Linked DNA regions of Homo sapiens: region 2 is linked to region 1. Evidence: chromatin loops called from intact Hi-C (ENCODE). Cell type or tissue: Caco-2. All regions are shown on one strand. Each heading gives the region's core, and the rest is flanking DNA. Links, peaks and the distances in the headings are about the cores only. Region 1 holds the start of LOC124901072 (a long non-coding RNA gene). Region 2 overlaps PITX1-AS1 (PITX1 antisense RNA 1).

Region 1 (2,906 bases), core at 293-2,792:
GGTGTCTAGGCTGGTGGGAGGGGGTTAAAGGTGGGATTGGCACCCCATGCATACACAGGTCAGGCAGGTGCAGGCATCACCTGGTCGCAGTGCGTGTGGGTAGACCCTGGCACGTGTAAGGGCCATGTGCAAGCAGCATTCCATTGCACATGGCATGTTGAGATGGAAAGGCTTTGCAGGAATTTGGGGGCCACCAACAATGCTGGCCCCAGCCTGACAATGCTGACAAGGGCTGAGCTGGGTGTAGCAGGTCAGGATGCAGCCACCCAACAGTTAACCCAGAGTGAATCAGGCAGGGGACAACAGTACAGCAGCACAGCAAGATGGGAGAAGCCTGTCCTGAAGCCACAGCAGAACTGAGTCCCAAGAGTCAAGCGCAGCAGCCTTCACAGAGCCTGGGGCATGGGACGTGTGGTGGCACTGAGCCACAGGGATACTATCCTGTGCCAGCCGCCTGCTGTGTTGGGACACTCTTCCTCTCCTGCCCTAGTGACCACTCAGAAACCCAGAGCCGGGGCAGGACTGCAGCTGGTCATCCATTTGCCAGGGGGACCCCCAGCTCAGTGGGGAGAATAGGGTGGCCACTTCCCTGAGGAAACCCCACCAGGGCACGGGAGAGTGGATCTTCTAAAGGGTGCAGGGCCACGACATGGCATGGCATGGCCCTGCCCAGGTTGCCCAACCTGCTGCAGAGGACAGAGAACAAGCACTGTCACACCCTGTGTGGGTTGGGCACCCTTCCTCTCCAATCTCCAGTGCTCTGGGCAGTTTGACAAAGCTGCCTAGCCCCAATTTTCAATGAGGTGAGGCCTCGTGTGTCAGGGCACAGGCACCCATCAGGGCTGGACCCTCAGACCACACCCCTATCATCTGGCAAACACCTGGAGCCCTTTGGCAGCCACCTCAGGTCACAGCTGCTCTAGACGCCAGTCTGCAGGGTCCCAAAAAAACTCTAACAACTAACTGGAAAAACCTACACCTGCCCTTTGTTTCTGGAATGGAACGGCTGGGGTCAAGCCACCCCTGCTAACACACCCCCAGAGATGGGAGGTGTGTTAGCTGGAACGAGGGACCAGAGAGCTGACAGAGGAGAGATGGGAGGTGGCCCCAAGGTGGCCAGGCCTATGGATGGACACTCTGATAGGCAGAGGTTCCTCCTCCCCGTGAGCTGGCATCGGTCTGCATAGAGCTTCCGTGAGGCAGCCTGCGTCCTGCCCCTGAGGCCACACAGTCTGCAGTTTCCTCTTCCAGCCGAGAGCCCTTCAGCTCCCTGAAGATGCCGTGTCCCTTATCGCTCCATAATCATTGACAGGGTAGGGGCCACGTGTCGGGCGGTGAGTGAGGAGACAGAGGGAAGACAGATAAGGGCCCTGCCCCAACTGTCTGGCGGGGAGGACATGAGTGAGGAGGTAACACAGGTTGGCGAGATAAGCACTCCCACATACAGTGACCAACCCCTGCGGGAGCAGAGGAGGGAGCCACCGACTCCCAGGGGTCAAAGGTGGCTTCACAGAGGCAGCCACATTGGGGGTGGACCTGAGTGAGAGGAACAAGTCACCACGTGGCAAAGGGAAGAGCAGGTATGCAGCCAGGCCCAGGGCTGTGGGGGGACTCTGAGAACCAAGATCGGGGCTGGGCAGGGACAGGCCTGGGATCCCCTGTCCCTCCTCCTGCTCACCACACCTCTGCACCACTGAGTCACCGCTCCGGGCCCCTAACCCTTCTCCAAGGCTCCTGATCAGCCAGGGGTCCTCCAGGGGTGAAGCTTACTAGCTGTGGTGGTGGCCAGCATTCATTCATTCACTTGCTCCTTCATTCATTCACTCACACACACACACACACACACTCAATCTCTCTCACCCACCAGAACTGTCACAGGGCCCTGCTTCACAGCCTGGGAGGCTTGTCCAGCCTGTCATACCTCCTCTGTCAGCTCTCTGGTCCCTCGTGCCAGCTAAATTGAGATGGGGTGGAGGGGATAGTCCCAGTCACCACCCTAGTCACGGTAGCTTTTCTGGTCCTTGCACTTACAGAGCTAGCTGGTGGCAGAGAGAAAGCAGGGGCACCGCAGCTCCTGCCTATGGGCAGCATGTGATCTTCTCCCACGTTCTAAATTGGCATCACCCCCTCCCTGCCAGAGCTCATTCACTCAACAAGTATTTATTAAGTTCCTACTCCATTGTCAGCACCGAACAAGTATGTTTTAAAGTTTCCACCCTTACGTCACTGCGATAAAATCTCTCTGCATCCTCACACCTTCCAATCCAAGTAATCATCAAGTGCTTACGGGTCTCCCATCACTGGGCAGCGCTGCTGGACACACTACCTGTGCGGCTTTGAACCTGGTGACTGGGGTCCTGGCTGTCACAGAGCTGAGTGTCTAGAGGGGAGACAGACAGTAAACAAGCGCACACACCAGTGCTATGAAGGCAAAATATGGGAACGCGACCACGTGACATGAGAGTGGGAGCGCTTTATACTGGGTGGTCAGGACCAGGCTCTCTGAGAGGTGATGCTGAGCTCAGACCTGAGTGGAAGTGACACGTATCTGTTCATGCTGTGTTGGCCCACACCAGTCACATGGCCACACTTAACATCAAGGTGACAGAGAAGGAGAATCCTACCACATGGCCAGGAGGAAACCAAGACATTTGGTAGGCAGAACATTTGTTGGTTGAATGGGCTCTTGGAGTCAATGGGGAGGCAGGCCTATGATCTGAAAGAACACCCTGATCATGACAGGTGCTGATGCCTCTGATGGAAGCCAAGACTCAGTTTGGAAATGGGAGTGTAAGTGGAGCCGCACACCAAGCGTATCTCCCCGTTCTTCCCCACTGTGAGCATGGCCTTTGACCAGGTCTTTTGCTGTGATGCATACCCAATCATGAATGCCCTACCTTGGAAGT
Region 2 (2,906 bases), core at 225-2,724, 53 kb before region 1:
TTTTGGGCAAGGTCTTTTTGCCATCTGGAATTAGGTATGTTAGTGAAGCTTATATTTTCAAATATTAGATTTTCTATCATTGTCTGAAATTCTCTCAAAGTATTGAATTGAACAGTCTTACCTTACCAAAAATAGAGGTAGAGTGCAGCAACTAAAAATAATAATGTTTAAAGAAAAAAAAAATCTCTTCCAAAGAGTGAAGCTGAAAAAAGTATCACAGTGTACATCTTTCTAAGAGTTAAATAACCTCCGACAGAGCTACAATAAAACTGATCGGCATTCGCTATCTGAAATGATGTGCAATTAAAAGCTAAGTAAATATTTAAAACAATCTTCCTTGCTCAAAAGAAGAATTGGAAAATTAAACATTTACAGCCAGAAATCTTGGAATCTCAATTTTTATACTTTGCAAGGGTACAAAATAAATGTGGAGATGCAGTTACCAATTCTTGAAAGATTCCCTCTGCAAACAATATCATGGCTTCTACGTGTGTGCAAGCCCCGCAAACATAATGATGCATTAGCTAAACATAAACCCTCTCCGAATTCCTGGTAAATCTAAATATGTACGAAATTAAAATGGAAACAAGGAACAAGTCTAGTGTTAGTCCTTTCAAAATACTAATTTAATAACTCTCCAAGAAATAGAGTGTTTTAGGAAAGGCAACCCAGATGTCAGCATATAAAATCAAGCTATAAAGCACCCTTCAAGTATATTTCAATCATTTTTAAATATTTACATTTAATAAGGACAAGTTTTTATGGCAAGAAGAGGTAATTACACTTATCATTCATGGAAAAATGTACTTTTAATGGCTTGTATATTGATTTGCAAAGGTGAAATAGTAACCTAAAATATGTAATTGTCTTTTTTTCCCTTCTGTTCAGCAATTTGCTGCTCTGGCAAAGCAAAATATGAAATGCTAGATGTGCCGCTGTTAGCGGCGGTGAGGCCGGTGTTGAAAATATTCACTTACACACATTGTTCCCTCTTTTCTCCACGTCTCCTATTATGCTAAACTGAAACCCCAAGTATCTGTGCTTTGGGGGATAATTAGAAGAATCTTATCGGGCTTTTATAGCCCTTCCTAATGAGGCTATTTATTTGGCAAACATTAGCCAGCCGAAGGATTAGTATCACCTTGATATGGACCTTATTGAAGCTGCTACCCTCTTGCCTGCTCTGCACAAAAGCCTATCTTATCAGCAGAATAGGCTCAGTGCAGGCAAGTCATGGCTTCTGAAAATTCACCAGGGGTCAGCCTTCATTAGTCAGAAGTTCTGACCAGAAGCTGAGGCAAATTCAGGTTTGGCCACTTTGAGGCCAGTAAACCCAATCAATTCAGTGTGGTGGGTTGCTGGGAAGATGGGGAGGGGCAGGAGCCCAGCAATCATCTGGGTGAGTCTTGGGAGAAATATCACCAACATTCGGCACACAGAGTTCACCCCTGGGAGGGATCCAGGCCTCCAATTCCCAGGGACCTTCCTCCTTACAAGGAAATAAATACACTTCAGGGATCTCAGAGAGCAAAATGACATAGGCTTTCTCTACCTGTCCATGTCAGCCAGGAAAGCAAGTCAATGGGAACTGGTTACCTGTCCTAAAATACCTTGCTCCAAGCCAATGCCCTCTTATTCTGATGCTTTGACAGAATCCCAGAGGGAGCGTCTTAATTTGATTAAAAGTGATTTTGAAAGTAATTTAAAATGAATTCATAAATAAAATACTCTCACCTCTGGCAGGGAGGGCAAAGGGCTTTGCATGCCTGGACTGGGAAGTCCTGACACATTCTGGAACTCTAAGAAGAACAGACTAGAGAAATAAACCGTTCAGGCAAGCTTTTCAAAATCAGCCAACGTGGAATTCTTAGTCCAAGGCTTCTGACTTCATTTTGGGCAACTAGGCTGGAGGGGACAACCTTGGGGTGGGATGACAGGGGTTAGGTTTGCAAATGACCTAAGGTGAATAAATATTTGTAAAACACTTTGAGAGTTAACGAGCTACACAAGCACCTCGGCTATAGAAAAGGCCTCCATTCCGTCACTTAGGAAATGTTTCAGGGGATCTGATATTTGAGGCCTAAGTCAAAATGTGGCCTGAAGGAGCAGACCCCTAAGGGCAGGTGACCAGACTCTGGGTGGCAGAAGGCTCCATAAAGAACACTGTATTGTGAGTTTGCCTCGAGAAAGAAATTTTCAACTCCAAAATCTGCCATCACTGACTAGCCCTTTCTCTGTTGGTAAGCCTACTTGTGGGTTCTCTCTTGGAATGCCTGGCGACCACTCCCTTCTGGGACCCTAGACCCCTAGAATAACTGCTAGGGCAAGATGGGCATTCTGAAAGGCTGTCACCCCTCCTCCTGAGCTAGGGCTTGACAACGTTCAATCCTTAGAAGGGAGTGAGGACTGAAGCTGCTGGGTTGGCCTCCCTGCCTTTGTCTAAGACAGGCACTCTAACCACAAAAACAACTCTTGCAATTGGCACCGCTTCCATCACCATAGCAACTGGTGCTTCTAGAAAGGCTAAAGAATTGGTTTAAGATTCACAGCCAAATTTAAATTTCCTCAGCTCACTTTGCTTCTCCCTCATCCCCTACCCATCCTCTGGGACTTTCAAGAGCCTGGGGCTTTAGGCAGCTGGCAGGCTGCATAGCAACACCAGCCCACAGCTGCTGGGCTCTGCCTGGGAGAAGCGGCTGTGCACCCATGCCCAAATGCTGACTGATCACCCTGCTGAGACAGGTGAGGCCACTCAGCCTTCCGCTGGGTTTCTATAGCAACGGAATATTTGTTGGACCACTCATGGGGGAAGGGGAAGCAGGAAAGGTAGATTTTCATTCCTGTTATGGAAGCAGCTTGGGTCACAGTGAGCATTTAGGCCTCACTTGGCCAGAGAAGGCCAAGCT

What was found. Peaks named below come from ENCODE experiments on the same cell type or tissue, not always from the same donor. Only the 100,000 strongest peaks of a DNase experiment are listed, where the experiment ranks them.
Region 2: a loop joins it to region 1, with 5 times the contacts of the local background. A loop is called at or near these places in 10 of 110 quality-filtered maps.

The regions. Positions count from the first base shown.
Region 1 is chr5:135,132,701-135,135,606 of GRCh38, reverse strand. The region is part of intron 2 of PITX1-AS1 (PITX1 antisense RNA 1); the gene reads right to left. It overlaps LOC124901072 (a long non-coding RNA gene), which reads right to left and starts at 1,245. Exons shown (of 2, transcript XR_007058944.1): 1 at 1-1,245. RefSeq lists enhancers at 1-272, 273-1,155. In Caco-2, for the core only: no CTCF peak of the experiment used is centred there; a DNase peak (open chromatin) is centred at 1,396.
Region 2 is chr5:135,185,418-135,188,323 of GRCh38, reverse strand. All of the region lies in intron 3 of PITX1-AS1 (PITX1 antisense RNA 1), which reads right to left. Among named protein-coding and RNA genes, the nearest start is that of LINC02900, 61 kb to the left of the region's middle. In Caco-2, for the core only: a CTCF peak has its summit at 1,255 (motif pointing right); a DNase peak (open chromatin) is centred at 1,273.